Linked DNA regions of Mus musculus: regions 1, 3 and 4 are each linked to region 2. Evidence: chromatin loops called from intact Hi-C (ENCODE). Cell type or tissue: heart. All regions are shown on one strand. Links, peaks and the distances in the headings refer to the core of each region. The heading gives the core; the rest is flanking DNA.

Evidence for each region. Peaks named below come from ENCODE experiments on the same cell type or tissue, not always from the same donor. Only the 100,000 strongest peaks of a DNase experiment are listed, where the experiment ranks them.
Region 1: it touches region 2 in a loop (12-fold over the local background); 10 of 42 quality-filtered maps call a loop at or near these places.
Region 3: a loop joins it to region 2, with 9 times the contacts of the local background. A loop is called at or near these places in 24 of 42 quality-filtered maps.
Region 4: a loop joins it to region 2, with 8 times the contacts of the local background. A loop is called at or near these places in 6 of 42 quality-filtered maps.

What each region holds. Positions count from the first base shown.
Region 1 is chr3:93,402,278-93,410,252 of GRCm38, reverse strand. No RefSeq gene overlaps it. Among named protein-coding and RNA genes, the nearest start is that of Rptn, 13 kb to the right of the region's middle. In heart, for the core only: a CTCF peak has its summit at 3,065 (motif pointing right); no DNase peak of the experiment used is centred there.
Region 2 is chr3:93,126,968-93,134,942 of GRCm38, reverse strand. Gm35785 (a long non-coding RNA gene) reads left to right here and starts at 6,698. Exons shown (of 4, transcript XR_375840.1): 1 at 6,698-6,759. In heart, for the core only: a CTCF peak has its summit at 4,313 (motif pointing left); no DNase peak of the experiment used is centred there; H3K27me3 peaks cover 358 bases.
Region 3 is chr3:93,491,223-93,499,197 of GRCm38, reverse strand. No RefSeq gene overlaps it. Among named protein-coding and RNA genes, the nearest start is that of S100a11, 25 kb to the left of the region's middle. In heart, for the core only: CTCF peaks have their summits at 2,948 (motif pointing right) and 4,984 (motif pointing right); no DNase peak of the experiment used is centred there.
Region 4 is chr3:93,358,881-93,366,855 of GRCm38, reverse strand. No RefSeq gene overlaps it. Among named protein-coding and RNA genes, the nearest start is that of Rptn, 31 kb to the left of the region's middle. In heart, for the core only: CTCF peaks have their summits at 4,766 (motif pointing left) and 6,577 (motif pointing right); no DNase peak of the experiment used is centred there; H3K27me3 peaks cover 300 bases.

The sequences.
Region 1 (7,975 bases), core at 1,094-6,093, 280 kb before region 2:
CTTTCCTTTCCTTTCCTTTCCTTTCCTTTCCTTTCCTTTCCTTTCCTTTCCTTTCCTTTTCTTTTCTTTCCTTTTCTTTTCTCTCTCTCTCTCTTTCTTTCTTTCTCTTTCTTTTTGTTTGTTTGTTTGTTTTTTTTGTTTTTTTTGTTTTTTTGTTTTTTGTTTTTTTTTGAGACAGGGTTTCTCTGTGTAGCCCTGGCTGTCCTGCAACTTACTTTGTAGATCAGGCTGAATCTGCCTGCCTCTGCCGCTCAAGTGCTGGGATTAAAGGCCTGCGCCACCACTGCCAAGGCTCATCTTCTGTTTTCAAGGTGGGCACGTGGGCAGCAGCTGGAGAGATCATGGATGCTATTGGGGGAGCAACGTGGGGGTGATTCACTAACTTGTCAGCACTCAGACAGGCTAGGGAGTAGGAAAACAGCGTTGTTTTGCTTCTCACCTGCTCAATCATAAACTCCTCTGGCTAACCCCAAGGTGGCAGAGAGGCACAAGAAGAAGGACAGCCCTCTTTTAAAACCAAATTCCAGTAAAGTCTGGCCATTTGATAAAGTTACCGAAATGGAATTCTGGGTTACGTGGGGCATTGCATTGTGACCCGTTTAGCTCTCAGAGTCATAGAGCTGGATCACTTAATCAACCTAGAAGTTATTTAGTACCACATTTGTCCTTCACGAAAGTCCTCTTTTTTGATTACTTTGGTAACACAGGCTTTTGTTAAGCAGAACTGGTGACTCAATATCACAGTCTTCTGGAACAAGAGAACTTGGCTTTGTGGCTGTTACAAATGAGACATTTCTTACAAAATTGGGTAAGACCATATGCTTTCAGCTTGTACCCCTGGACTCTGGTCCTATTCTCTGCAGCAATGTAGAATGAATGGCCCCTTATTCTGTGTGACAGATTTGACTACTCACCAATGCCTGGAACACACTATACGTTCTCCCCAGGAAAGAGAACTACCTCAGAGCTTCATAACGTCTGGGCTGAGCATTAGTTGGGCACAGTTCTATTTCCTAACTGGTCACTATTTCTGTTAATTTAGCCTAAAGTCTCTTTAGCCTGCTTTATTAAGGCAAGCAGTATGCTGCTGTCCTATTAGGATAAGAATCAATAAAAAGCCTTAGTCAGATCTTTAGGCCTATTAAACCCTGTGACCTTCACTCCACCTCCTCGCCCACATTTGCTTCTTTAAAGCCAACTCATCTTTACAGGCCTAGGCCAAGTGCTCACCTCGTCCAGCCAGAGCCTCACCAATATTCCCCAGCTCAGATTCCAAGTTACTTCCCCTGTGCCCCGTCCCCGGCCTTGCAGTCCAGTAGTTTCTCAATGAAGTGCGTTCTGATTTATTTGCACTGCCATCTCTCTCAGTATTCCATGCACTCCTTGAGGCCTGGTGTGGTTATATTCATGTTTGCATATCACATCACATGAAGCTATTCTAAAAAGACGTGACTTGATTCACCTGCAAGTCTTCTCTGTGGGCATAGTGTTCTTCTTTCGTCGGCTCAGGAGGCAATGAAGTGATTTAAAACCATGGGCTCCCAGAGTCAGATTCGAGTTGAGTCCTGGTTTTGCCACTTAGAAGATATATGATTTGGCTGAGATATGCAATCTGCCGTGCCTCTGCTCTCTCACCTGTAAACTGCAGACAATTAAAGCTTCCAACTGAGGCTTAGGTGCTCTGAGTGTAAAGTACTCAGTGCCTGGCTCGTGCCCAGTGCTAAGGAAGTCAATACTCGGTAATTTTTTTTTAATCTTCTAATTGTAAACAACTGTTCTCTTCTTTTGTGGCAATGGCATGGAATTATAGCTGTTTTCTTGCCTCACAGAATATGAGTCTCTGATGGTGGATACCTAGATCTATATCCCTAGAGCCAGCAAAAGTTCCAGAATGATTGCCCTCAGTGTTGAATGAATGAATGAATAATAAATAAATATGAGACTTTTGAATTGAAGCCTTGATGTGTTATGCATGTAATGTGTATCTGTAATTGAAGGCATTGCACGTTAAGTCTTAAGAATGAAGATCTCAGGAACCAATGAGAAAGTAAAGAAACTATGAATTTAAAAATACTTAATTTTTGAGATTATACTGTAATTATGTAGATCTCCTTGTTCTCAAATTCGTGGCCTCTTGTTTCATTAATTGTTGTTACATGGATATATATATGTATGTATATACACACATAAGTATAACCTGCTCAGTCTGTATATGTATGTTTTCAGAGCTGACCAAAAGAATAAATGGGAATAAATGGTAGAGAGTAGTAGGAGCAGAAAGGTGAGGTAGAAAAATTAACAACTAAGATTCCAGCATGAGACCTCTGTGTTCTTTCTTACTGTGTTGCCACTTTCTGTCGCAGCCCTTGGCAAGCGTGGGGAAACAGCATACACCCTTGAACGGGTGCCCCCGAGTTACATCATGCTCTTTACGGCCATGAGTTGTATTTTAACAATTCTCTTGTGCTTAGGTCATGCCTGGTAACATAACAGGGATTTCACGAACCCTTGTAGAAACCCAAAGCAGATAGTATCATACACTGACAAAATTTTAATTCGAGGACATCAAGGCTCAAGTCACACAGAAAGTTAAGTTTCAGGCCATACCTGAAACTCATTAAAAACAAAACAAAACAACAACAACAACAAAAACCCTCTAAAATGCTACTCTTCCCTCTACAGAGTCTTTTTGAGCACTTACGGATTAACAATGCTTAGTAACTGTTAAAGTGATTTAATTTTTCGAATAAACCAAAGAATATGTACTTTGTTCTGGAGCAAGCAAAGCTCGACAGAGTTGGGTTTAGAACAGAAACACACAATACTCCCCTCCAACAACAGAACAAAACTTCCAAAAGCAAAATCCATATAAAAAAGTTGTCAGGGACATCAATCTAGCAACAGCTGTGCCTCTCTCCACATAAGCAGCTGCCACAGGAAAAACTGGCCACAAGGCTATGACAGCAATCTTACCTGCTCCAGAAAGGCCGAGAAAGCCCTATCTGAAGGGTGCATGCTATTGTCCAGGTATCAGAAAAGGATGCAAGGACTCTTGGTACCAGGAGGTGGCACTAGATCCCCACGGAACCTTTCTTCCCCACCCCACCTTGCCTCAAAAGTTTTTGTTTTCATCCTCTACTTATCGTCATTGTACAATAATTGATTAGACATTTAGTTGCAAAACCACCATGCCACAGGATAGCATTATCGGTTGTGTTGTGCCAGAACCTTGTGTTTTAAGGCTGAGGAAACTGGAGCGGCTCAAGGTCTGCTGTTATGTTGGTAACTTTGTCAGGACTGGATCTCAAGTGTTCCAGTTCCAAGTTTGATTTCTAATATCTTCTCACTCCTCTCTCTTCCTCCACCTCTCTTCCTCCTCCTGGTGCTATGTACTGATTTTAATTTATTTTCTGGCTTTATTGCAGTTCAACAGATAAAATTATAAAGTTTAAAGGAATTCACTGTGATGGCATGGTATACACATGCATTATGAAATAATCATCATTATAAAGTTATTACATATGTATATGACCTTGTATATTTATTGGTTTTGTGTGATTAAAAATATTCAAGGTATCCCCCCTCTATATAAGTTCCTAGTATACAATAAAATCTAGTTAACTATGGTCAGCACACAGTGTTATTATTAAGTCTCTGAACTTACTGTTCATTTTATAGCTGAAAGTCTGTGTGGCCTGACTGCAGAGCCTTTCCCAGTCCTGTGCAGAGCAACCAGGCTTCCTGTATTCCCTGTTTTTATTAGTTCACTTTTTAAAGAGTCTATTGAAAAGTGATATTATTATTATTTTACTATGTGTCATTGTAGATATTATATTATTACCATAGATCAATCACTTATATAACAAGCTTTTTGTTTGTTTGTTTGTTTGTTTGTTTTTCGAGGCAGGGTTTCTCTGTGTAGTCTTGGCTGTCCTGGAACTCACTCTGTAGACCATGCTGGCCTTGAACTCAGAAACCCACCTGCCTCTGTCTCCCAAGTGCTGGGATTAAAAGCATGTGTCACCACTGCCAGGCTTAAATATTTATTTATTTATTTTATGTTTTTGAGTGCTCTATCTGCATGTACACCTACATGTCAGAAGAGGGCATCAGATCCCAGTATAGATGGTTGTGAGCCACCATGTGGTTGCTAGAAACTGAACTCAGGACCTCTGGAAGAACAGACAGTGTGCTCTTAACCACTGAGCCATCTCTCAAGCCCCTAATATTATATGTATGTATATATATATAATATATATTTATGTATAGCATATATTCATATACATAGGCAAACATACACACAATTTCACTCCAAAACATCTACTGCTGAGCACTTAGGTTGAATCTATATCCTGTCTATTGTGAAAAATGCTTCAAAATACTGATTTTGTACTTTTTTTTTTTAATTTTTTTTTTTTTTTTTGGTTTTTCGAGACAGGGTTTCTCTCTATAGTCCTGGCTGTCCTGGAACTCACTTTGTAGACCAGGCTGGCCTTGAACTCAGAAATCCGCCCTGTCTCTGCCTCCCGAGTGCTGGGATTAAAGGCGTGCGCCACCACGCCCGGCTTGGATTTTGTACTTTAAAAAAAAGATATAACCATAACTAAGATTGCTGAATCATACGTCTGTCTTTAATTTTTGAGGAAAAGCTATACGGGTTTTCATGAAGGCTCAATATGCTCTACCTTACAATTCTACCCACAGAACACAAAAATTCTTTTCAAAACTCAACCATTCTCTCTTTCTGAGAGTAGCCACTCTGTCCGCTGTAGTTTTAATTTGCTTTTCCTTGGTTAATCCTGAGGCTGAGAACCTTTTTGTGTACCTATTGGCACAGGTGTTTCTTTTGAAAATTGTTTAAGGGCCTTTGCCTATTTCTTTTTTTTCCTTTAAAAAAGATTTATTTATTTATTTATTTATTGATTGATTGATTGATTGTAAGTACACTGTAGCTGTCTTCAGACACCCCAGAAGAGGGCATCAGATCTTACTCCGGATGGTTGTGAACCATCATGTGGTTGCTGGGATTTGAACGCAGGACTTCTGGAAGAGCAGTCAGTGCTCTTAACGGCTGAGCCATCTCTCCAGCGCCCCTCCCCCTCCTTTGCCTATTTATTAAGGGGTTGTTTTATTTCTGTTGTTTGAATTTTCTGGATTTTGATCTCTTATTGGATACATCCTTTGCAGAACTTTCTTCAGTTCCATAGGCTGCCGTTTCATGCCTTTGCTGCTAGAAGCTTTTGTGTTTGCTGTAGTCCAGCTTACTAAATTTTGCTTGTAATCTTGGTGGAGTCATAGTCTTGATCACTACCAAAAAGCCTTTACATGTCCTGTCTGAAAGTTTTTAATTCCTTTGATGAGCCTTGTGAGGAAAATGTTCTGATATTTTAAAAATATTTTATTTTTTATTTATGTACCTCTGTGTTAATGTATGCTGTGTATGGGTGCCCAAGTAGGCCAGAAGAAGGCATCAGACCCTGTGGAGCTGAAGTTATAGTTAGGAGCTGCCTCGAGGTGGGTGCTCGGAACCAAAAAGTCCTCTGCAAGAGAGTTGGGGCTTTTAGCTTCAGAACCGTGTCTCCAGCCCTGATATCTCTTTAATATATGTTCTATTGTAATTTTCATATGCGAGGGTGCACAGGAAAGAAACTTCTGACATGAGTGCTTCATTGGGTGGGGTGTTTTATTGTGACTAAGAGAAAGAAAATATATAGAGGCATCTGGAAGAGTCCAGATTGGAGAGAAAGAAGTAGACTGGGCATGGCCGATGCTAGGGAAGCAGAGAAATAGGTGACAATAGTAGAGAACGCAAGATAGCAAGAGATGGAGAAGAGAGCATAGTGTGTTTGTGTGTGTGTGTGTGTGTGTGTGTGTGTGTGTGTGTGTGAGAGAGAGAGAGAGAGAGAGAGAGAAAGAGAGAGTAAGAGAGAGAGATTGGAGAGCGTGTGTTGGGTAAATCATAGAGACTTTAAGAAGGATGAGCAGGTAGGGTAGGAAAGGAAGGCCAGGACTTTGAAATGTATAACAGGGACTTGTGATACCATGGGAACCTGGAGGCCAGCATGAGTTTTGGTATGCTTTACATATGTCCCTTCTGGCAGAAGGAAGGAAAATTACTCCATTTGGCAGATGAGAACTGGTTTCGCAAGTTTCTGAAGAATGTTGGTTTTTATTTGTCAAAAATAACTTCTGTAGTTCAGGTTGAGTTCATTTCTGGATATTTGAATTACCTGAGACCTAACAACTTTATTTTATGAATGAAAAATTCCCAGCACCCAGATGAGAAAGTGCACACAGAATCTCACCCGTAATGATCTCTGCAATTGATATCCATGGACAAAGGGAAAGTCAGTTTTCTTCAATGATCAGTCACTCACTGGATTATAGCATTCATCCTCCTTCCAGGTCAGACTTCTTACCCAAGAATACTTGGCTGACACAAATGAACTCAGTGGAAATTTTTTTTTTTTTTCGAGACAGGGTTTCCCTGTGTAGTCCTGGCTGTTCTGGAACTCACTTTGTAGACCAGGCTGGCCTCGAACTCAGAAATCCACCTGCCTCTGCCTCCTGAGTGCTGGGATTAAAGGTGTGCGCCACCATACCCGCTCAGTGGAATTTTTGTAGGCTTTTTCTCACTTAGCCTTGTCTTGGCACTGTTTTTTTTTTTTTTTTTCAAAGATTTATTTATTTATTATATGTAAGTACACTGTAGCTGTCTTCAGACACTCCAGAAGAGGGCACCAGATCTTGTTACGGATGGTTGCGAGCCACCATGTGGTTGCTGGGATTTGAACTCCAGACCTTCGGAAGAGCAGTCAGGTGCTCTTACCCACTGAGCCATCTCACCAGCCAGGCACTGTTTTATATATATCTTTTTTGACTGGTTTGATCTTTGCGTGTTTTGATTTTCATTTTCATGGACTTTTTGTTTGTTCCATTTGTGCCTTTTGGGGTTTTGTTTCTTTCCCTTCTTTCTTTTTCTGTTTTGGAACTATTAATTCCATCTTATGAATGGGAAACTGGAGCTTGAGGAGTTTTCCTGAGATCATAAACTTTATAATAAAACAAGGCTTTAAGTTCACATTTTTTTTTGTTTTTTGCCTTTTTTTTTTTTTTTAAATTTCAATCCTCACTCTTCTTCTGTAGAATGACAGTTGTTGTGCTTTGTATTGAAGATTCAATGGTAACTGGTGTGTAAACCTCACACTTGGACAGGAAACAAGTGGGTTTAATATTGGTTTTGAGGTACCATGAGAAGCTCTGGTGATGGTAGAACTAGAGATGCCACAGTAAGTGTGATAGGAGGGATTTTGGCAGGTGACGATCAAGAAAGCATTTAAGTGAAAAAAATTATATAAACAAAGCAGTACTGGCAAGATGTCCAGTTAATTCAGAGTCTAGGGACAGTGTGGAAATTGGGTTAGATTGTATGTTGAAGTCAGACAGACCATCAGACTTCTTTTCTTTTCTTTTCTTTTCTTTTCTTTTCTTTTCTTTTCTTTTCTTTTCTTTCTTTCTTTTTTTTTTTTTTTTGGTTTTTCGAGACAGGGTTTCTCTGTGTAGGCCTGTCCTTGAACTCAGCAAACTGCCTGCCTCTGCCTCTGCCTCCCAAGTGCTGGGATTAAAGCATGCTCCATCACGTCCGGCTCCCAACAGGCTTCTAAATCATTCAATTAATATAGTCATTTATTGAGCATGTATCATGGTAAGTTACTATTCAAGATCTAATGGTAGGGTAAGGGTTCAAAAATCACTGGATGAAGACCCCAGACTCAGATAGTAAACAAAGAGAGTTTATTCTGCAGACACAACCAGCATGCAGGTGTCAACCATATTTTGAAATGGCAATTCCCGACAAAGGCGTGCAGGCCTTCTTATAGGGAACTGGGGGAACTCCCTAGAAGGATTAGGTAATCTAAAAATTTCACTGGTGGATGTTGGGGGCGGGGTGGTCACAGGTGGTCAGTGAAAAAAT
Region 2 (7,975 bases), core at 1,817-6,816:
TTTGCTGATGATCATGAGTCACAAAGAAGCAAAGTGATTATTCTTTGGAGCTCTAATTGTGCTTCTGGTTTTCAGAGGGAAATGTTGGGTGGTTCTTCTCTAAATATGTCATGCTTGCTAGGGGAATGATTGCCTTCCATGGATAAAATATGCCAATCACCTTGGATTAGCTTTTATCTCGCCGTTTCAGGCTTACCCTAGGCACCTTGTTGCATCTCCATTTCTGAACCAGTATTGTAAGGATTAAAAACAGTAATTACAAAAGTTAAATGATTAGTGTGCACCTTAATTTTTGAAAATAATTAGATTAGTTTTAGGGCCTTGTAAGCTGCTTTCTTAGGTTAATACCTTTAATCATTATGTAATCTAGCAAGTGTAATTTTACCTCTATGAGTGAAGAAATAGCTTGGAGAGGTACAATGGCTAGCCCGAGATTACACAGCCATTAAGTGTAGGGTGTTTGTTTTGAAGGCCTCATCTCTATCCACTACGATACACTCCTGTTCTTTTGTGCTGGGGTGGAAAGGGAGAAGGGAAGCCTGGCCATTCTTTCACAGATGTCCTAATAACAGTAAGGCTCCTAAGGGAATTTAGTGTCTGCACTTAGCACTGCTTTATACTTGCAGCCTCCTCCAGTCACACCTATTCCAGGAATTCTTCTCAGATGCCCTGCACCTACAAGATCATTCCTGTTTTCTCTACCTGCTTAGAACTTATAGCCTTTTGCTTGCTTTGAAAATTAGTGTTCCAGTCAGTGGACAATTCAATTTCTCAATCGCAGACCAGAGATGAAGTACTGATACTCCCTGACAGACACCTACAGCTTTGCCACAAGACACGGACAAGGCACTCATGTGAGACACAAGTTAAAATCTGAATGTTGTAAAAGAAATACAGACACTATTGTGTAATAAGTGCAAGTGTGGGGAAAGAGACTTCATTCAAGCTAGCTAGATACCTCATACCAGGCTTTTTATGCTGAGTATTTGTCTTGAACAGTGTATCATGAAGAGCAATCAAGGAAGAACATGGATTAAGGTCTCAACCTGGGAAATATGCCTAGAAACTGTAAGGATTTATTGTAGCTGCTTTGATTTTCCTATTAGTGGGAACAAGAAAGAATATGTTTGCATTTCCCATAAGTTGGCAATCTTGACTCTGCTGTCTATGCTTAGACTCTTTGGCAGAGGCTGGCTCCTTCTCTAATGTTTGGCTATATTTTTCCATTCCCACCTAGTGTAAAAGAGCAAACTTCATGGACCAATATGAAAGGCAAATCACGGCCCAGTAGAGTCTGAAATCTACTCAAAAGTGAAGCTGGAACAGTGTCCAGACTTTTGAAAGTGAAGATAAAAAGTGGGTCCAGTCCCTTGGCTGGAGAATGGCATCTAGTTGGGCTGCTTTGTGTTTCAAGTCCTGGGTCTTGAAAGAGAAACATGGTATGTTCTGACTTATAATAAGATATTAGGCACAAAGTACAGGATAATCATGCTGTAATCCATAGACCCAAAGAAGCTAAGTAACATTGAGGACCCCAGGGGGCGGGAGATGCTTGAATCTCACTGAGAAGGAGAAACAGAATAGACACTGGGGGTGGATGGATGGAGGGAACTGGGTAGGGAAAGGGTGGAGTTTGTGCGTGTGATATCTCTAAGATGTGCTAGAAACCTAGGACAATGGAGAATCCCAGAAATCTAGGAGGGTGACCTTAGTTACTAGTCCTCGTAATCAAATATGGAACCTGAAACAGTCATCTCCTGTAACAAGAAAAGACTTCCAGGAGAGATTGGGATACCAACCCAGCCAGAAAACCTTTGACCCACAATTTGTCTTGCTACAAGATGTGCAAGGGTAAAGGTGGAGCAGAAATTGAGGAAATTGTCTACCAATGACTGGCTCAGCTTAAGACCCATGCCGTGAGAGAGCCCACCTCTGATACTATTAATGATATTCTGTTTTACTTGCAGACAGGTACCAAGCATAACTGTCCTCTGAGAGGTTTCACCGAACAACTGATGGAAACAGATGAAGAAACCTATAGCCAAACATTAAGTGGAGTCTGAGGAATCCTGTGGAAGTTGCAGGGAGGACTGAAGTAGACAGAGAGGTCAAGGACACTGCATGAAGACATAGAGAATCAACTAACCTGGGCCCACAGAAACGGATCTGCCAAACAGAGAGCATGCATGGTACAGTTCTAGGCCCTCTACACATACGTAACAGTTTTGCAGCCCAGTCTTATATGGGACTTCTAACAGCAGGAGCAGGGACTGTCTCTGAATCTATTTTCTGCCTTCAGGTTCCTTCCCCTATCTGGGCTGCCTTGTCTAGCCACTATAGGAGAAGATGTGTCTAGTCCTATTGCAAGGCCTCCCCTTTTTTGAGGAGAAAGAGAAGACAGGAGGATGGGAGGAGGATAGGTGAGAAGGAAGGACTGGGAGAAGAGGAGGGAGGAAAGGGAAGCTATAAAGTAAATAAAAGGTATAAAGTAAATAAATTAATTAATAAAGAAAGAAAAAAAAGGAGAAGTCCTGGGTCTCCACCGCATTTCGTGATCCATTCTGGGATATGGTGAAAAAAATTCCAGATCATCTCTATATGAACAGGTAACTTTCTGGAGCAACTCATCTATGTTCTGTCACCCAGCTACACATCCAAAAATGACCCATCTCACCTCTTCTCTGTGTATGGTGGTGGACTTTGTTCAAGGGACCAAAAGAAAAGTTTTTGAGTCTATGTCTATGTAATAGTAATTTATGTTTGTATGACCACACAACTATACCTGGTGGTCCATTAAGGTCCATCAAGGAAACATGGAGAATGGGAGCCCACTTCAAAGCTAGGACTAGAGTTGATTGTTCTTGAACTGAACCTCAATGAATAAAAAAGAGAAAACAGGTTGGATGGAAGGTGAAGAAGAGGTGAGGAGATTGGATGCCTGTGAACCCCTCCAGTGGGTGAGAGTTTGAGGAGGAGGAGAATTTTGCCAAACCATGTGTCAGAGACTGTGGGCATTACAACAGTGTTTTCATACCCTCTATGGGAAACAGAAAGACTTTGAACATAGAGACCCACTTAGCTTTGCATTTTAGTACATTGTCTATTAGGAGGATGGCGCAGTATGGAGAGGTCAATAGGAAGTGGGCATCAAAGCCATTTTAGATGTTGTGGCTTAGACTGGCTTGGTGCAGCGTAGGGGCCTGGAGGGAAAGATTTTTTGTATAACTGGGAAGTGGCTATGAAGTGGTCATGGGTCTTGCAGGAAGGAGCCAATGTGGCTTCCACTGCTTTGAACTTTGGCCACTGCAGGTTCCCTGATGAGGTTTTTTGCTGAGGCAGAAAACAAAGAAGCAAAAATAGGTGTATGGGGCAGAGGGCAGACAGGTGAGTTAAGTGCTATGTGCCGAGTCAGCAGAAGATCGGGGGGCGGGGGGGGGGTGGCGCTAGCTGAGTGTATAGCTGTCAGTAGAAGCTCTAGCTAAAACATTGAAAAATTTGGGTATGGACTGTGCATAGTGAACAGATCAAGAAGAGAGTAAGGGGTGAGTTCAGGTGTGACCAGCAGCAAAGAGTATAGCAAGGTGCAAGCCAACATGACCCTGGTCTTGGTAGTAAGATAACAGCTGGTTCCAGATCTGGGGGATTTGGGCACTCAGAAGATAGACTGTAATGCACTTGGTTGAGGGGCAAGTAGGAAGGCATGGAGAGAGAGAGAGAGAGAGAGAGAGAGAGAGAGAGAGAGAGAGAACAACTTTTCAGTCAGTGAGACTAAGAAAGCAGGTGGTGAAAGGAGTCACAAATAGGAGGAATCATTCCAAAGGGAAACCTACAATTCTGTTTGTAATCTGAGGGAAACTACTGAAAGTGTTGAGTCTAGCATGCCTGGGCTCCCTGGGACTTTAAGAGTCCTCTTGATGGCAATCTGTATAGAAGTTCTAGAACAGCAGACAAAGCAATCTTCTGGTCTGTGGGGACACTATGCAAACCCCTCTGCTGCTAGCAAGGCCTCAGCATCTGCTGCAGCCCCTTGTTCTGTGAAAGAAGGCCTCACAGCCAGAGGATCGCTCTGAACACCAAACCTGAACCTCCTCCTGCTCTCAAGGCTTCAGCCTGAGTCTGCCAGCAGCAAGCTTCCCTTGGGTTCCTTTACCAACAGGTCTCTTTATGGCAGAAGAGACAAGGGTAAAGTTGGATGGAACAGGAGACGTGCCTAGCACCAGGATAGCTGAAGTACAGGCCTTCAGACCTTGCTTCTGTGTCAGGTGGAAGGAAGGCAGCGTTCTTTGGCAAGGCCCGTGGCCTGGCTGCCACCTAGTGTTCAGCTCTGTGTATAACAAGAAAATCTCTCACTGCCACTGTGGAGGATGCCAAGAAAGCCTTCAAAGCAGCAGAAACTTTAGCTCACCTGGCTGGACTAAGGAGAAAATGCATTTCATGTGGTGAAGACAGAGCAAAGCTACAAGTTATCTTGAGCCCAGAGGCCAATAATTTGATCATCACTCAGCACAGTTGTTTTTTGTTTTTTTGTTTTTTAACACAGTCTTACTCTATTTGCCTAGTTAGTATTGCTTTTCCCATTTTATAGATATGGCTTATTCTTGGAAAGTTCAAACGAATTGGCTAAGTCATTTACTTGTTAAATACAAGAGTTAGAACCTGGAGAGGAGTCTTTAGGTTTGGGACTGAGCAATCAAAGTCTAAGGCAGAAGTAGGCATGAAGCCTGGAGGATTGAGACCAAGGCCTGGCTGTCCTTAAGGTCTAGCAAGGGTAAGAGATGGGACACCCTGTATGCATCTGTGCAGTATTTCTGGGCTTGCATGGAGCCTTGCCAGGGACACAGGCTCCCGCATGTCCTGCATTGAGCCTAGTCAGAGTTGACACCAGATCTCAGCTGTGATAGGAAGAGGATCTGAGGATGGTTAGCAAGGTGTTCGGCGAACATTGGAAAGAAGAACTCAAAATCAGTCATGCACTGGAGAGTAGATGGACCCTAGGAGCAGGCAATGTTGGGAGAACCCAGGTCTGGTCATCTCTGTTGGATTTCAGGGAGGCAGGAGAAGAGAGCAGCCTTTTCCTCACACCCAACTTTGCAGGGAGACCGTGGCCTCTTGACGTTTGGGTCGGGAAGAGTAGATACAGCTGCCTTCTGCTCCAGGCTCACAGCTGAGACACACAACTGTTTCTTCCTACCTGCCTGACTATATAGTGAATTAGATCCCATTGATGATCAAGAAATCACAGTTGTTATATGTCTTCATCTTTGGTGCATCCACTCAGTTCGTTTTAAAACATTATTTTTTTTAAATGTCTGCTTGCATGAATAAGACAGAGCCACTATAGGAAAGTCAGGGAAATATAATGAGAATAATATGAATTACATTGCACTTCCAATGAACTAAAATGAAGCAGCTGTATATTATTCCTAGTGATCAGTAAGATACCCCTGCTTCTTTTTCCAGCCAGTAAAGGTTCATGGTGCTTTGGTGTCTTCCATACAGTGGGTGTTCAACCCTTACGTGTTGGGTGCCTGGTTGTGGACAGGTGCTTGGTGAGCTCAGAAGTTTCCTGTAAACATTAGAAAATGCTGTGTATTGGAGGTGGCTGCTGCTACGTGGAAGAATAGCTGGGACACTGCCAGATTCCACATCACTTGTTTTTCCCAAGTCAGCTACTGGCTCCCTGCCGGGACAACATGCTGAGCCTTGCAGGGTCACCTGAGTGTGAATAAGTTCTGGAAGCGCCAGTCTCACAGCAGTTAGCTGTTGAGGACCTACTGGGTGCCAAGCCCCTTGAGAGCTCTTGGGGGGGGGGTCCAAATATTCAGGTTACTGGTCACAGGATCTACAAACCACCCGGAATGCAGCTTGCCATAGGTGGCAATCGAGTCAGATGTAAAGTACAGCAGAGATGGTTTGGGGAGTCGGCCACTCTAGAGAAGCTTCATAGAAAATGTGGCATGAGAGCACAGAGTGTAATAGGTGTGGGGGTGGCTGGGAGGGGTGTGTTCAGGATCAGCTGGAGCGAGAGTCTGTTTTGAGAAAGAAAATTGAAAAAGTTGGAGCCATGACCTGGCAGCATGAAGGATTAAAATGTGTTTAACCAGAAACATAAGGAGTCTTCTATTGCTCACATTTTCAAATCTGAAAGTGGTGTCAGCCACCTCAAGGCCCACTGTGAGCAGTGAGCTGCCCTGGCAGCATGGAATCCTCCCTCCTCCATGCTTAGTTTGGATTTGTCTGGCAAGATTCAGGTGTGTTTGATTGGGCTGTCCAGGCCCAGTTCCAGCTTGCCTTCTTCCAAACCGCTGGGATTCTCAAGTCAGATGAGGCTGTTTTCACAAGTCCCAAACCTTCCTGCTGTGATAGCCCATCACCTTTTCGAGGCCTGTTGTCTCCACTAGACTCTGTGCTTTGCAAAGGCAATAGATGTTGGGCTTTTCCCTGGATTCCTAACACCTCACTCAGAGCACAAATTCATTAGAGGTTCAATTTCCTCTTTCAAAATATCACAGTCTCTGTGTCAGTGCAGGTCAATTACTCCATTTGAGACCCACTCTAGGGATGACCCTAAGCAGTGATGATCTGATGTAAGTAAGAAGATCTGGCGTGGGGTGAGTTCTCAGCAACTTCAATAAGCACTTGATGAGGGTCACGTTCCAGGCTTGGGTAATGAAATCTCACCACTCGACAGAAACTGGTTTTTATTGGCAACTTGACAAGTCAAACTACACAGCCTTTCCCACTCCACCTACAGCACCGGTAAGTGACAGATTTAGGTGGTAAATGCTTGGAGTGCCTTGAAGATTTTGTTTTAGCCAATCAGCAGAGTGCTGCTATGACATGGGTGTGCCTTGATGACAAATGGTGGCCTGATTATTGAGGTCTATTGTTCCTAAGATAGGTTTTGGGAGGCCACCCAGTGACTGAACCAGATTTAGAACTGCCTGCAGGGACTGGGAAGCAACGAGAAGCACGTCTTCTGGGTATCAATTCTGTTGCATCATTGGCCTCATTTAAGAACCTGGAACTTAGCCTTTGATATTAATAGTCCCCCTGAAGGCTCAGATTATTTTGACCCCCTAATTCTTGTAAAGGGGTATCCAAAGAAGGGGAGATGGGTGAGTGGATAAACAGAGAGATGAGACTGATGGATGGTAAGTCATCAAGTTCATGACAGATAAGTGATAGAATGCAGGGAGGGAGAGAAGGAAGGATGGATGGATGGATGGATGGATGGATGGATGGTGGAATACAGGAATGGAGGAACACAGAATCAAGCTATACCCGGGATAGTCCGCCTAGTAAAATATGCTTGATGCTAGTTCTAGGGTGCTGCTGTGGAGGTACCTCGGTTTTCAGTTTCTGACAGCAGTTTCTGAAGACTTTCTCATTAACTTCATATGGGCAAACCTGTTCCATGTACTTTTTCAGGAATCAATAATAAATCAAAAGTTAATAACGCCTACATTTTCAAAGACTTGCCATCTACCGAGCTACTTTTTAAAAATATATATATAATATGATTTTTATAATCTCCTCACTGAGAAGAGACTTCTTTTAACCAGACTTTGACAAATTTACACCACTATTCCAAAGGAAAAAATTTAATACTAAACACATTTGTTTAAATTTGTCATCTCGAAAACCTTAAGAGGTGGGTTGGGATACCACATGCTCAAACTTCAGCCAACTTGTGGAGGTGATATAAAACATCTATACACCTATATCACTCTCTCATGCGATAGCTGGGTAGACTGTATGGAAGAGAGTGATATACTTGCAAACAGAGCACATTAAGAAAAATCACTCCTTTAAAAATGTGAAAACAAACAATAAAACCACCTCACACACAGTTTCAGACAGAGTCACAGAAGCTCTTAGTGGCCCATTACTTTTGAACAAGCTTGTTGTTTCTGAAACTCTGTACGTTTGCCTGAGCCTTCTCCAGTCATTATCCACATGCTTCATTCAGTAA
Region 3 (7,975 bases), core at 1,882-6,881, 360 kb before region 2:
ATATAAAAATGAATAACATTTTAAAATCTGGTAGAAAATGTAGATGGACAAAAATAAATGTTGGCACACCTTGCAATTTTATTGGGCAGTAAGTGTGTGTATGTATGTATGTAGGTATGTATGTATATATGTATTTACTTTTTGAGCTGAAGACCAAACCCAGGCCCTTGTACCTGCTAGGCAAGTGCTCTACTAATGAGCTAATCTCAACTCCTAGACAGTAAAAATTTTAGGGTGTGTTCTTCCTTGATGAAATAGATAAACATCTATATTACACATAAAATGGGATCAGATTTTATTATTTTAATGCCACGTTTCATTGTAATGTCTTTCATATCATTTCATTTTTTTGTGTACATTTGTATGTGTGCATATATGCATGTGTGTAGAGACCAAAGATCAACACTGGGTATCTTCCTCAATTGCTACCTATTTTGTTTTATTTAAAACCTTTTTATATTTATTTATATGTGTGTATCTATATGAATGTATACCACATGTCTGTAGATGCACATGGCGGCTAGCAGAGGACAGTGCCTCTCTTGGAGCTGGAGTTACAGGGCTATGAGCTGCTTGTCATGGATGTTGAGAATCACACTTGAGTCCTCTGGAGTAACAGCAAGCTCTCTTAACTACTGAGTCATTTTTTTTCCAGCTCTCCACTTTACATTTTGAAACAGGGTCTTTCAGTGAATCTGGAGCTCAGCAATTCAGCTAGTTAGTCTGGCTGGTCAGTGAGCTCCTGGATCTGACTGTTTCCATCAACTCCCTATCCTGGGGTTACCATCACACTGCTGGACAAGTTTCTTTAAAAACAAAAACAAACAAACAAACAAACAAACCAACTCATGAGCACAAGTCCTCATGCTTCCTTCCCCAGCAAACCCTTTGTGGACTGAGCCGTCTTCCCAGCCTTATACATATTTTAGTGGTCACATGGTTAGAGTTGCATTGCTGTGAAGAGACATAGTGACCAAGGCAACTCTTATAAAGGCAAATATTTAGCTGGGGCTGGCTTACAATTTCAGAGGTTCAGTCTGTTATCATCATGGCAGGAAGCATGTCATCACTCAGGCAGAATGTTGGAGGAGCTAAGAGTTCTACATCTTGATCTGAAGGCAGCCAGGAGGAGACTGGAAATCCACACTGGATGGAGCTTAAGCTTGGAGACCTCAAAGCCCACAGAGATATCCTCCAACAAGGCCACACCGTCTAATGTTGCCACTCCTCATAGGCCAAGCAACAAACACATTGGGGCCAAACCTATTCAAACCACCACACATGCTATAATTTGATCTATTTGGTCAGAGTTCAAGATTGGCCAAGAACATCTAATATTTAGGCCTGTCCCTACCTGTTCACTGAGATTTGATATGGTCTTTCTACCAACTCAAACTTAACCTCAAGACCTTGAGTAGCACAAGCCACTTTGCCTTGAGGAGGAAATGGTTGTCCAACTTCAGCGTGTATAGACATCCCTTGAGAGCTTGTTAACAGTTCAGATTCTCATACTTCACATTCACAGACTCCAATTCAGGTGGTCACTAGTATACATTCAGTAGTCACCAATCAGGGTATTGTAAGGGAGGCAGCTGCTGAGCCCATGGGTATCTTTAAGAGGGCTTAGAGGAAGAGCATTCTATTTGGTTCCAGGGTCAATGGCACGCACAGAGGCAGGAACAGAGGTGATTTTGGAAGTAGGGGATGGAGGTGATGGTCAGCAAATGGGAGGAACCAAAAGAGAAGGGGAGTGAGAAGGTGGGGCACCTCAGTGACTGTTCTACTCCCGTGACAACACCATCGAATATGTAAAATCTTATACTAGCAAAACTAAGTCAAAACACTGGACAGTCATTGTGTGCAATGTGCAGAAGTAGAACTACTGCGTTAATGGTTAACTTGATTCTTTCTGGCCACTGCCTGGCAGCTTGCTCATGTCATTTATCATCAGAGCTTCACAGGGAAAATGCAAGTGGCTGGCCTCAGAGCTCTGAGCTCTGAAGTCTAAGAAGTTAAAAGTTAAAGTTTAAATAATGATATGTTTGCAATTATTATTATTTTGGCTACAGACCTGGGAATAGGAAAAGCTTGAAACTTTGGGGAACAATTGTAATTCTCGATTCTTTGTGGGATGTGATCATTGTTTTGAATTTGATTTGGCAATGATTGTACAATGTCTTTTTTCTACCTGCTTTTGGAGTATCGATAAAAGACCGGGGCAAGAAAAAGGCATGAGAAGAGTGAATGAGGAGAGAATGTGAAGAGTGAGTGAAGAGAGAATGTGAAGAGTGAGGAGAGAATATAAGGTGTGTATGGAGAGAGAGAGAGAGAGAGTGAGTGAGTGAAAGAAGAGTGCATGGAGTGTGTATGAGATGTGTGTGAAGAGTGAAAGGAGAATGCATAGAGGTGTATATGAGTGTGGGAGCTCAAGAAAAGAAAAGCACACAGGAGAAAAGCAGAGAGCACAATAGAATGCAGAGTGTGTGCAGCCTCAAGCTGTGAATGAGAAAGGGAGAAAGAGCAGAGAATGAGAGAAGAGGGAGAAACTTTAAGCCTTGAAAAATTGCCTGTCAGCTGGTACCCAAAAAGTAATCTGTGTTTATTTATTATGCGCCTTCTAGATATCCCTGCTTCCAGTTGAGAACTATGATCCTGTGTCGAGGCTGGACCCCGACGCTCTCCTTAGATTTCTCTCAGCCCATTTCAGTGTACCCAGGTTTTAGGCCTGGGTGTCCTGAGCATGGTCCCTTCATGCCTTATACAACCTTCTACAACCTCTGGTCTCCTCCTCATTATTTTCTCTTAGAAAAACGCAGATCCCCCCTTTTTTTGTATGGAAGTTTGTCATTCACCTTTAAAATGAAAGATTTATTTATTTTTATTTTGTGTGCTTAAATATTTCGTCTGCAGGTATGTAAGTACACCATGTTTGTGAAGTACTCAAGGAGGCCAGAAGAGGGCATCAGATCCCCTGGAACTGTAGTTACAGATGGTTATAAGCCACCATATGTGTACTAGGAACTGAACTAGGGTACTCCACCAGAGCAGTCCTCGCTCTTAACCACTGAGTCATCATCCATTCTCACCCTGTTAGTCATCTTTTATCGCTGGTGCATCCTCTTGTCTGGCCCTTTACTCTAAATTTATCTCAGGACATTTTTCTTGGCAATTCCACTCCATGGAGCTATTTTATTATCATATTGGGATTTTCACTTTTCCTATACATGCTACAGCATCTGTGCTATGTAGGGGGCCAGGGGGCATCACTTCTGGCTCTATGGTTAGCACTCAGCAAGTTGTGTGAGGAGATGTGTAGTCGATTTTCAGTGTTTGTTGTTGAGTGGCCCTCGGTTAACTCAGGGTAACCTCACTACAGAATCAGGGGTGCTGAAACAAAGAGTCCCCAGACTGTGGCACACACTGACTTCCTGCCCAGGAGATGCTGAAAATGAAAGTCACCTGGGCTACACATTTATTTATACTTCAGCATTTCTGAAATCCAGATGTAGCTCTTCTCTTTTACTTAAAACTAAATCATTCATGTTAGGTTTATTCTCTTGGCCTAACCCTGTTACTTCAGGGGTATCCTTTCCATCTGACTAGGAGAAATTTGTTTTTCAGTGTGAGCGGGAGTCTCGTGAGTAGGACAATCCATCCACAGGCTCTGTAGGTACAGTAGCACATCAGGGGTGCTTTGCTTATTAGATCTGTCTGTGACTGTAATATGCATTTAAAAGCATTCACACTAGAAACTCAGAACCCTTTTGGGTCCCTGACCCCTTGTCCAACACCACTGTTTGGCCTGGTCACATTTGCTACTTCTGTCACCGTCTCACTGGAACCACACATACAGGTTTCACGTGACATCTTTTAGGTTGGTAGCTTTTCTCTCTCTCTCTCTTTCTTTCTTTCTTTCTTTCTTTCTTTCTTTCTTTCTTTCTTTCTTTCTCACTCTCTCTTTCTCTCTCTCTTTCTCTCTTTCTCTCTCTCTTTCTCTCTCTCTTTCTCTCTCTCTTTCTCTCTTTCTCTCTCTTTCTTTCTTTCTTTCTTTCTTTCTTTCTTTCTTTCTTTCTTTCTTTCTTTCTTTCTTCTTATTTATTTAATTTAATTTTATTTTTTCCTGCCCTGCTCACTTGCTCCAGCCCCGCTTGCTCAAAGATTTATTTATTTTATATATGTGAGTACATTGTCGCTGTCTTCAGATACACCAGAAGAGGGCATTAGATCCATTACAGATGGTTGTGAGCCACCATGTGGTTGCTGGGAATTAAAATCAGGACCTCTGGAAGAGCAGTCAGTGAGTGCTCTTAACCGCTGAGCCATCTCTCCAGCCCCGGTTGGTAGCTTTTCAAATTATGCATGCTTTTGACGACCTGAAAAGTTTGATGGATGTTCTTAAAATGAACACAAAGTTTTGAACCTTTTGATTTGTAGCATTTTTGTGGGTTTTTGGCTCAAGAGAACAGAGAAAATTTTTCACACATTACCTCTGACCACTCACTTCACAGTCCATATGTATTTTAAGTCAGAGGCTTGTATTTAATGTAGTGCTCAATTCCTGCTCCCAGATGCTCCTTGGGTTCTCATACAATTCAGTGTTTTAAAAGGAAGGGAATGTATTCTCAACAGATCTGCATCTGAAGACTGTACAGTCATCTTTCCTCTACAGTCTAAGCTGCAGATGAGCACGTGAAGGGGAGTCTCCTGTCCGTTTGAATTCCAAGAAGGATCATAAGATATCTTCACTGTTAGAGCTTCCATTCAAGAGTTAGGTCCACATGGGACATAGAGATCTAGAGGGCAGCTGGCTTGTCTTAGTTGATAAGGAGAGAGTAATAGACAACAGAGGGTAAAAAAAAAATGAAGGAAATCGTGTAGGTAATGGACAAAAATGAAAGCTGAGGAGATGGGAGAATAGTGTGAACTCAGAGCATGGTGGAGTGCCCATAATGAAGGTGCTAGCAAGATCCGATTGTGGTAATTACACCAAGTTACCACAAGGTGGCAATCAAGCCTTAGCCATGAGAACATTGTGTCTGAGGCACACTTTAGAGTCCCTTCTGCGTGCTGCTTAGAGAGCAGCTGTGTATATCCAAAGCTGGCTGAGTTGGTGAGGATAGGCTCTATGAAGCTGAGGATGGGTGGGTGTGGAGTAGGGAGACGGTTGCAAAGCATGAATAGGGAGGGATGTCATAAAAGTAATAACATCTATTCAATGGATGCCCACAACCGACCTAGGCAATACAGATCAGAAAACAGTGGCACTCGAAGGCTGTGTAAGAACCATGCTTATTGAGTTGGGATTTAATGTCATTCTAGAGATTATTACAATGACAAGCACAGAATAGACTTTTATGCTTTGTTTAGTTCAATTTGCTCTCTTTGATGTCATAGTCACACAAAAGGGCTTCCAATGGTTGGGACTGGACACTCTTTTCAGTGGGTGAGTGTTGAGTCAAATATTACCAGGTGAGTTTCTGTCTCAGGGTGACCTGACTCCCTGGTGTTTGTTTCTTGTTGTGGTTCAGTGTGTTAGCTTGCAGTCCTATCTCTTGGCGACAGGCTTGTTGTCTGCACTGCCGAGTACACAGGACTGTTTCCCATAGGCTCATTCAGGTCCTCTCCTATTCCACACACATCCAATCCGATCTTGCCAGCACCTTCATTATGGGCACTCCGCCATGCTCCGAGTTCACACTATTCTCCCATCTCCTCAGCTTTCATTTTTGTCCATTACCTACACGATTTCCTTCTTTTTTTTTTTTTTTTTTTTACCCTCTGTTGTCTATTACTTTCTCCTCATTGACTAAGACAAGCCAGCTGCCCTCTAGTTCTCTACCCCTTTATCTACCTCCCATCTTGCATTTCTTTCTCACACAAACGTCTCCAAAGTTTTGCATCCTGATTTTCGAATATCTCTTCATGAGTTCAAGGTTCTCACCTATGCATGGGCATAGTCCGACAGCTTTACTGTGCCACACTGACTTCTCTTTCATTCTTGTTACTATATACCATAGTCTACTACAGATTTTTACCATATGATCTTTTTAATGTGTAGCAGAATAAGCCCTTTTCTTAGCTATTTCTCCCAAAATTTCCCCAACTGTTCTTGCCTATATGTTCATTTTCTAACAATATTTAAAATTATTTTGTTTCCTAAAGCTGTATGATTTCTATAATTTTTCTGCCCAAATAAGATATAGTTTATTTGTGTTAGTATTGTATTAGTGTTCTTCCTCCTTCTTCTCTTCTTCCTTCTCCTTCCCTTCCTATTCCTTCTTTTTTTTTTTTTTTTTAGAATTATTTATTTTATGGGTATGAGTACACTGTAGCTGTCTTCAGACACACCACAAGAGGGCATTAGATCCGTTACAGATGGTTGTGAATCACCATGTGGTTGCCGAGAATTGAACTCAGGATCTTTGGAAGAGCAGTCTGTCCTCTTAAGCACTGAGCCATCTCTCCATTCCTCCTATCTCTTCTTTTGTGACAGGATTTCATTCTGCAGTCCAGGCTACCCTGAAACTCATTATGATATCAGGTTGGCTCCAAACTCATGATGCTCTTCTTGCCTCAGCTTCCCAAGTGTTGGGATTGCAGACAGTAGCTGCCACAATAATCTCTTTTATGTTTGTCGGGCCAATTTTGTATCATAGGCATATCTTGCCACCAGTTGTGTGGCAATTTTCTCTTCTACAGCATAGAAATCAGATGCTAGCTCGTTCTGAAGCACAAGTGAAATTCTGTTTTTGAAAAGGGGTTCTGCTGAGGGCCATGCAGAAGGAATGACAAATGACTTTAGAACTCATGGAATGCAGCCCACAGGTTACCACACCACATGGTTGAGCCTCAGTGTGGCACAGCCCCAAGGACCATGTGTCCTGAGGACTTCATGCTGTTATGGAGTTCTCCTCTGCTTGCTGCCCCCACAGGCTTCTTAATCTAAGAAGCATTAAAAACTCTAAGGGGGCTCGCAGCCCCTCACTGGGCAGTGTCTCTGGCATTCACAATACTAATGCATGATGCAGGCATCACTACTAGCACAGACTAAATATTCTATCACCATCCTAGACAAGAACCTAGAGACTGTCAACAAAGACTACCATCTTTAGAAAACATTTGGAAAAATAAAATTGTTAAAGAAGCTAGGTAGAGATGTTTTATTATTGGTTGTGATGTAGAAACTCTTAGGGAACAAATGTGAAGTTCACAAAGGCACTCTCTTATCCGTTAGGGTAGGGACCATTTATGATCAGCGAACAAGAACAATGGCAGCACTGGCTGGCCTGACTCTCATTGAGGCTAGACTGGTGATAATTGATTCTTATACCTATTTTTGCCTTCAGCTTCCTGATATGATTTATTAATTAATAATGAGTAGATATACATTCTGAGGCTTTAAGGTAGGTATTACTGATTTTTATATAAAAGTTTAGGTTTGTGATTCTTTTAAGATTCTTACGAGATTACATTTAAAGAAAAATAATAAAATATTCCTTTCTTTGTACCTGCAAATTGCTGCTTGCCAGTAAGAGAAACTGGCTGAGAAAACTATCTTGCTTGCTTACAATTTGTTAACCTATAACAAGTTGCTTAGGTAGGAATGTACCTGGGCTCCTGGGAATACTTTGTTTTCTTTACCTTTGCTACATATCTCCTGTAGAGGTATTTATTGGGGGACACACTGCCTTTTCTTAATCATTAAAAGAAAACTAAAACTTAATCACATTGTAATTTTATACTGCTTGAAATACTTTACTGGGATATATAAGCTACAGAAGAAAAAAATAAAATGTGGGGGTTGGCACCTTACTCCTTCCATCCATCAACTGTGTGTATGTATGTATGTATGTATGTATGTATGTATGTATGTATGTATATGTATAAGGTTTTTATGAGTGCAGGTTGGGACATTATCCCTGCCATCCATCAACTATGTGTATGTATGTATATATGTAAATCTTGTCTAGGTGTG
Region 4 (7,975 bases), core at 1,650-6,649, 230 kb before region 2:
GCAGGGTACTATGAGCAGGTCCCCCTCTGTGCAACCCAAGCTTGGGATCGGCTCATTCCACCCTCAGGGTCACAAGACCTCACCTCTTCCCTACTCTTCCTCCATCAAAAGCCTGGAGAACCCCTATCTAATTTTATTCTCAGAACTAAAATGAGCCTAGAAAGAAAAATTCGCAACCCCATAGCCAGAGATCGTTTTCTTAAAACCATTGTATGGGAAGGTATGACTTCTTAATCCAGACTAGCTTGCCAGGGTCTCTGGGAGGAACTTCATGATAGGTGGATTGTAGTACCCGAGATATAGGAACCATGCCACACCAGATTACATTCATGGCTCAGGCATTTGTAGCAGCAGTAAAAACAGAAGGAGTCTGCTTCAAATGTGGGGAGGCTGGACATTGGAGGGATGAATGCTCACAAAACCCTGTCCCCCTAAGAGATTCTAATCCCCCTAAGACAATCTGTCCCCACTGCAGAAAAGGTTTCCACTGGAAGAGATACCATACCATTGTATATGATAAGGATGGTAAGCCACTGGAACCTTTAAGCTCCAGATGGGACAGCCCTCAGCCCTGACAGTAAGAGGGACAACTGCTCCCATAGAAGCCTTATGGGTGTCCAGCATCTCAGAAGGCGCCCATCCAAAATTAACCACTAAAGTAGACAATAAACCATTCAAGTGCCTTATTGATCCTGGAGCAGATGGTCAATCTTAAGACAGCAAGAGATCGCATGTGACTGGCAACCGATCCCTGGGTCCCAGCTCATAGGCATAGGGGGTACCTCTCACACATTCATCACTAAACAGGCTTACAAGTGGAAATACCTGGATGAGGCTACCAGCTTTATATACCCCCTGGTGGCTCAAGTAGCCCTTGACTGGTGGGGCTGCCAGACAACACCCACCAAGACCACCAAGGTTTCTGAGAAGGATAAGTGTCACTGAAGTTAGCAGCAAGTATAGACCAAGTAGCTCCCGAGTCTATTAAAAATGACAGACTTTCCAGCTATCTGGACAGTCATTCTAGATTGCTCCGTGGTAGTCTTGATTTCCTTGGGGGCAGAGGTCTCAGGGCCACATCGGTCTTTAGCTACCAAGCCCAGACTTTCCTGTGGGAGAGGAAATTGGGGGACATGTCCAGATTGTCTAGGCAAATTGGGGCAATCACCTTTCCGGTGTCCTGCTTGTCTGTAGTAGTTTGGACAGGACCCTGGTGGCGGTTGGGGTGAAGGGCAGTTTTTCACCCAGTTTTGCCACATTTAAAGCAAGCTCCAGGTGGAGTTCTATGCCCATCTAAGGACTGCTGCCAAAAGCTTGCACGTCTGAATCACAGGTAGCTTTTTGCATCTTTTCCTGTTCATCTTTTCCACTAAACACCTTAAATGCCATATTTAAGAGATATCTCTGTGGAGTTCAAAGGCTGTCATCCTGCTTTTTAACTTTCTTTCTAAAATCAGGAGTTAACTGGAAGAGGAAGTGAGAGATGAGGACAAGCATGCCCTCTTAGAAGTTGCAAAATAGGTGGGATTCCAGGAAGAGAACATACGTATAACAAGTTAGTTATAACAGCTTTCTGAAACAAAGACACAATTGGCAAAAAACAAAGATATGATTGCAAGGTGGTCAGAACAAGGCAGTCATAACAATCTTTTAAAGCAAAGATAGGGTTGCAAAATGTTTATAAACCACATTTTTGAAACAAAAACCTGGTCGCTGTTTCCTAGAACAAACAGTACAGAACCACTAGTATTAAAATTACAGGCAGGGTGTAACCAAATCCTTGAAAAACAGAGGTTTAATCATAAACAAGAACGAGCCTTGTTTGTCTTTAAGATAGCCTTCCTTGCTAGCTTAAGTGTAGATACACACCCTTTACAGTATCAAATAGGCACCTCAACCTGTCCTGGGTTTCAGAATCAGATGAATGGAAAAGAAAAATAAAAAGGAAAGGATAGGACAGGACCTGGCTGCTCCTAGGTATGGTGAAGGAGAAAGTCTATTATAGATCTAAGGGAGACATAGCCAGAGGCAGAGACATCTGGGAGAGTCCAGAGTGATCACAGTCCTGAAACACGTGGGATGTGGGAGCAATGGAGGGGAAGAGAGAATGAGGAGAACTAAGCAGGCGCCAACGGTGGGGGGAAAAAAGCAGGAATCAAAGTGTCTGGGTCATGTAAGGAAGAACCTCTGGGGAAGGGGAAGCCCAGTCCTGGTGTCGCAGAGTTTAGGGTAGAGGGTGGGACTGGGGAGTTATACTAGCCATACCCTTTAACTGGTAAGGAACTGAGGGATGCTGGGAGAACCTGGAGACCAGGTCTGTTTTGATATGTTAAATAGGCATCCCACCTGCTTGTCCTGAGTTCGAAACTTAACAATAATCATGTTATCTCAAGCAATAGGGATGAGATTATTAGTATGTAAGTGTGATAATAATTGGGATATTAAAAGCTGATCTCGAGGTCACTCCTGTTGGTTGCACTGTGGCCAGAGAGGGCCCTGGGGATTTCAGCCTCCTCTGGCTTTTGTGCACTGAGGTCAGGAGAAGTGTTGGAACTACTATCTCTTCTGGTTAGGGACTGCTTTGAGACTTGGGGACCTACTGCTTTGTGATGTCAATAGGTATGGGGAGACTGTAATTCCTCACTAAGTGCCATCTGGGGTCAAAGTGTGTGTGGGGAGAGTCATTCCCCTAAATGCCCAGTGAGGTCAGGCTGTGGGTGGAGACTTGAACTCACCACTAAGTCGAGCTACTTGGTGTGGAGGTGCCCACCCCAAAGCTGGCTGCCTGCTGTGCAGCTTGTCCTCCTCTGCAGCTCATCAAGAAAGCACACAAGGCCAGTGTGGTAGGTGCTCCATGGTTTGTGCCTCTCCATTTCCTCTTCCTTCTCCATACTTTTTCTCTTTCTTTTACATCTGAAGTGACCTGTGTTGGCACTAGACACCCCAAGACAAAGTTCTCTGGACACACCAGAAGAGGGCATCAGATCCCTTTAACAGGTAGTTGTGAGTCACCATGTGGTTGCTGGGAATTGAACTCAGGAAGAGCAGTCAGCACTCTTAACCACTGAGCCATCTCTCCAGCCCCCACAAAGGAGATTTATTTGCCCCAGAAGGACAAAGGACCAGGAATAAGAGAAAAAGACAGAAGACAGAGGACAAGGCTGAAGGAAAAGGAACAAGGGAGGGATGGGAGCAACAAAGGATTGCCTCTGCATAGAGAGGAGATAAATATGACCCTTAGGGAAATGACAGTTTATAAAGGGGAAAAGGGAAACCCCATGTTAGGATGAATTGGAAATGGTTTTAAATATGCTTCAGTCATTTGTTTTACATGTCTGTGGAGTGCAGTTCTCAGTGCTAGTTTATAAAATCAAAATATCAACCTACTGAAGATGCTCTGACCTGAATTAATGGTCATTCAACAAGATTAACTCCTTACATAAAATAAGCAAGCACATCTACCACTTTAGTTGCAAATTTACTTTAATCTTACATAAATGATAGCATTATATTTATAACAAAGAATCATTTACAAACAAAATTATGGACACAGGCCTGACCCGTTAGGAGTCCCAAAGCCTTAATCAGGCCACGCCTCCTGCAGCTCTCTTGACAACAGACTTAAGAAGCGACTGTGCTATGTGACTTGAAAACTCTAAATGTATGAAAGCTGCTCTTTGTCAACCATGCTGCGCTGACTAGATCACTTCCTGCCAGCCCTCCAAAACTTAAAAAAGTTAGATTTCTTGTTTGTTCTGGGGATTGGCCTAGAGAATTCTCAGGGAGATTATTCAGAAGACTCACTGGGACACCGACCCCCAAACCCCAACCCCCACACCCCGCACCCCACCCCTCTCATGGTGATTTGTCAATTCTCCACTGGAGAAATGAGCCAGTTCAAGACAGATTAGATTATATAAAGTGCAGGTTTATTGAGAAGCTGCTCTCGGGCAAGTTCACTGGCCCCAAAGACCCAGGCCAGGGAAGTCCCCATTGGACCGTCAGGAAGGGGGAAGAGAAAGAGAGAAAAGCTGCGTGTATATAGAGAGAAGAGAAGTAGAAGAGAGCAGGAGAGAGAGGAGACCAAAATGTTTGGATCATATAGGAAAGAGTCGGTGGGGTGGGCAGCCCATTCCCTGGGCTGGAAAGTTAAGGGTTGGGGGCAGGGTTTGCCAGGTAAGGACTGAGGGATGCTGGGAGAGCCTGGAGGTCAGGGCTGCTTTGATATGTAAATGAAACCAAACTCTCATCTGTCTTTTTTTGGCTTGAACACTTACCTTAGTTTTACTCCCCCGTCCCCCTAAATTAACTTAGATTGATTTATGTGCAAGTGTGTTTTACCTGCATGTATGTACATGAACCTCACGAATGCTCTGTGTCCTTCCTGGGCTGAAGTTACTACGAATGGATGGTTGTGAGTCACTGGGCTCTTATCTCCTGAGGAATCTCTCCAGCCCCCCCTTATCCTCATCTGAGTGAAGGTCTCCCCCGTGTTTTACTTGAAATCCCATTTTAGCTGTCTCTCCAACCATTGTTCCTTCTCAAGCATATTGTACCACCTTGCCTAGTCATTGTAAGAGATTTTATTCCTGAAAGAAATTGTGTGTCAGCTTCCTTTCTGGGTTGAGTGCAGCTGTCCTTCGTTCTCTTTTATGTAAATACTATCGGTAACGCATATTTCAGGAGAAGCCCTGGTCTTTCAGAGTTAATCTCTAACACCAGCGCAGGAGCCAGAAGGTTAGTGAATATTGCCATCTACTGGCAATTTTGGAGAATTACAGTCTATGTCATAGTACAGGAAGCTGTGTACTTGGTCACCTACGACTCATTCTTGAGAGCTTCTTGGTTTTGGAATAGTCAATTGGTATCAGATGAATTCCCGTCACTAGCCTAAACTCCATGTTTGGTTTAATTATACTATTCCCATGATCTTGACAGTAAAATAATATTGATTTTATATTCTGGAGGCAAAATCCCTAGGGATGTAGGAATAAAGCTGTGCCTGACACACTGCATGTTATGATATTAATCCTTTTCAAGCTATCTTTTTGTAGATGAAAACCAGAGGCACTTGGCTTTGATGAACCTAGTTAACTGCTACAAGTCCTACTGTTAACTTTTAAAACAGCTGTTGACTGATTGACACACATCATCATCAACACCACCACCACCATCATCATCATCATCATCATTATCATCGAGGGTCCTGGGGGGCTGGGGAACCACTTTGCACTGAAAAGTTTAATTGTATAGTGTTTACCACATGGTATTGCCCTTTCTTAAAACTCTTTGATTTGAGTTCAGAACTTCAGCTATGTACCTCTACATTGTTCTTGTCCAAGAAGAGTGAGGAGTTGTTGTACTTTAGAATGTGCCACCCAAGGGATCTGGTGTGAGGGGAAGGAGGAAATGCTGAAGCAAGGGTAATTGTGCAAAACAACTCCTCACTCTTCTTGGACAAGAACATTGTAGTGGAATATAGCTGAAGCTCTGAATTCAGATCAGGATAGCTGGATTATTGGCTTAGGCCTTTGAGAGCTTGCAACAAAATCTTCAGACTCAGGCCCTCCAATCCTCGTAGCTCTACTCAATATCAAAAGAAGGAATTGTTTCTCACTTTATAAAGCACATTACAAAAATATTGCAAATAAATGAAAACACAACACCCCAAAATTATCCAGACCCAAAGTCTGTATGACTCAGTAAACCTCTATACAGCTAGAATGGGCATTCGGAACATTAGCTGTGGAGTTCTACTTACTTTCATACTTCCATCAATATACAAAATATGCATAAAATATATCGGACACTGAAAGTGTAAAAAAGGGAAAGAGGCGAGGATTTTTGAAGTCACTCTACATTATGATTCCCCCCTCTAAAAGAACCATTGGAATGTATATCTATAAAAATATTATAAAGAAATTGACTTTTGTGATTTGGGCAAGCCCAAAGTTTACAGCAGTGTGGAGATAGACTCAGAAGCAGTAGAGACACATGTCGTACGGTGGCTGCAGGAGCATTTCTGTTTGCTCAAGGAGGCCAGCTGTTCTGCTCAGGCCTTCAGTTGATGGGATGAGTCTCATTATTGGAGGGTGGGGGGAATCTGCATTATGCTGCTTAAATGATTTAAAGGTTAATTTTATTTAACAATTTCATTTAAAAAAAAGTCTGTCAAGGCCACACATAAAGTCAAAGAGCACTCTAATTTATTCCTTTTGACCTTGTGAAGCTTACTTTTTTTTTTTTATTTTTTTATGATTTTGAGTACCACCTTACTTTTTTTAAATTTACATTTTATCCTTCATCTTCCACGTCCTGGTACCTCAGGCATGAAACACCAGGCCCGTCTGCTATCATAATTTTTGTTGTATCGTGGGCATTATATACTTAATATTTTCTTAGATCTATTGTTACCTACTTAGAAAGAGCTTGGTATTCAAGGTTTATGATAGTGGGTGCATTTTTTTTTTTTTAAAGCAAAATGCACAAGAATAACACTTGAACAGATATGCAGCACCTCCTACTCCGTTTAAGTTGTCTGGGTAGCCAAGGTGCCCACGGCTCCGGCTGGCCACCAGGAGGCGCCACCGTCTCCTGCACAGGGAGCTAGGATGGAAGCAGAGGAAGTTTTGAAGCTGTAAGCTGCACAGGACAGATAGCTTCCTCAGCCTTATCCAATCAAGAGGGTCATTTCTGTCAGGGGCCAGTAGGTTTACCAGGACACTCCCCTGCAATGCAGAGGCTCCCGTGCCCACTGGCCTTCTCAGAGGGGTGACTGCTGTGAGGTGACAGAGTTCTGTTGGCGCATGTCCATTACTCTGCACGAGGAAAAGGCCAGGGTAGCAGCCTTGGGGCCCTCAACTTTCCAAGTCACTTGCTGTAACTGAGGGAAATGGGATAACATTTGAAATGTAAATACAGAAAATATCCAATTTAAAAAAGAAAGAAAGAAAGAAAAGAAAAGAAAAGAAAAGAAAAGAAAAGAAAAGAAAAGAGAAGAAAAGAGAAGAAAAGAAAGAAAAGCCACTTCCGGGGTAAGGGGCTGCATTTCCGGAACCGTGCTTGTGTTTACCACTGCTTTCGGCTCCAGCCGTCCAGAACTGGTTAGCAGGTACAAGATTCTCTGGTGAAGGTCAGGAAAGCTGGTTGCAGTCTCAGTGTTCTGGAGGAAGAGACAAGCAATTTACTGAGGTCTACACAGTAAGTTCCTGGTCAGTCAGAGGCCACAAGGTGAGACCCAACCAAACTAAAACAAATGAAAGAGTGAACTGCGGAATCCCGAGCCTCGGTTATATTTGGTGTAAGGTCATACGTGGCAGGTCAGGACTAGGGTCCCATAGTACGGACCAGCACATGTGCTTCAGCACCTCCCAAACAATCCGTGCACACTTGGTCTTTAATTTTCTTATTTATTAGTCTAAGTTGTAGGTTTTCAAAGAAATGCTCACCTATTAACTGGTGACAATACATCAATGGGCTGGATGTGAGAATTGAAGGAAGGAATATATAAAAGTGCTTAAGTTAATATCTGCTACATAAGACCTCAGTGCAAGGCACTTAACTGTCATTATTGTCCTTCACAGGAGATTTAATTATCTTTTCCCCAGGACCTTTGGAGATACCTAATTTCCAGCATTAGGGTACTTCTTCTTTTACTGGAAAACCTGGTTGTTGGGAAAGGTAAGTATTCCCTGTAACTTTTACCCCTGGCATCTCTCGTCACTTCAGTTGCTTAAGCAGATACTAAAGAGGGTTGACAGCAGGTGACCCTGGAATACTAGGGATGTTTGCCCTTGCTGTCTCCTAATTATTGAATAATTGACCCCTTACTATTGCATAAGGCTTAAGAGAATATTGGGATAGACCAATGTGTCAGAAACTTACCTTAGGGAGAATTTAAATGGTTTATTATTCTAGTCTTCCCCACCCCCAGGATTTCTCCCATGTTAGACTCATTTAACAAATATTTATTGGA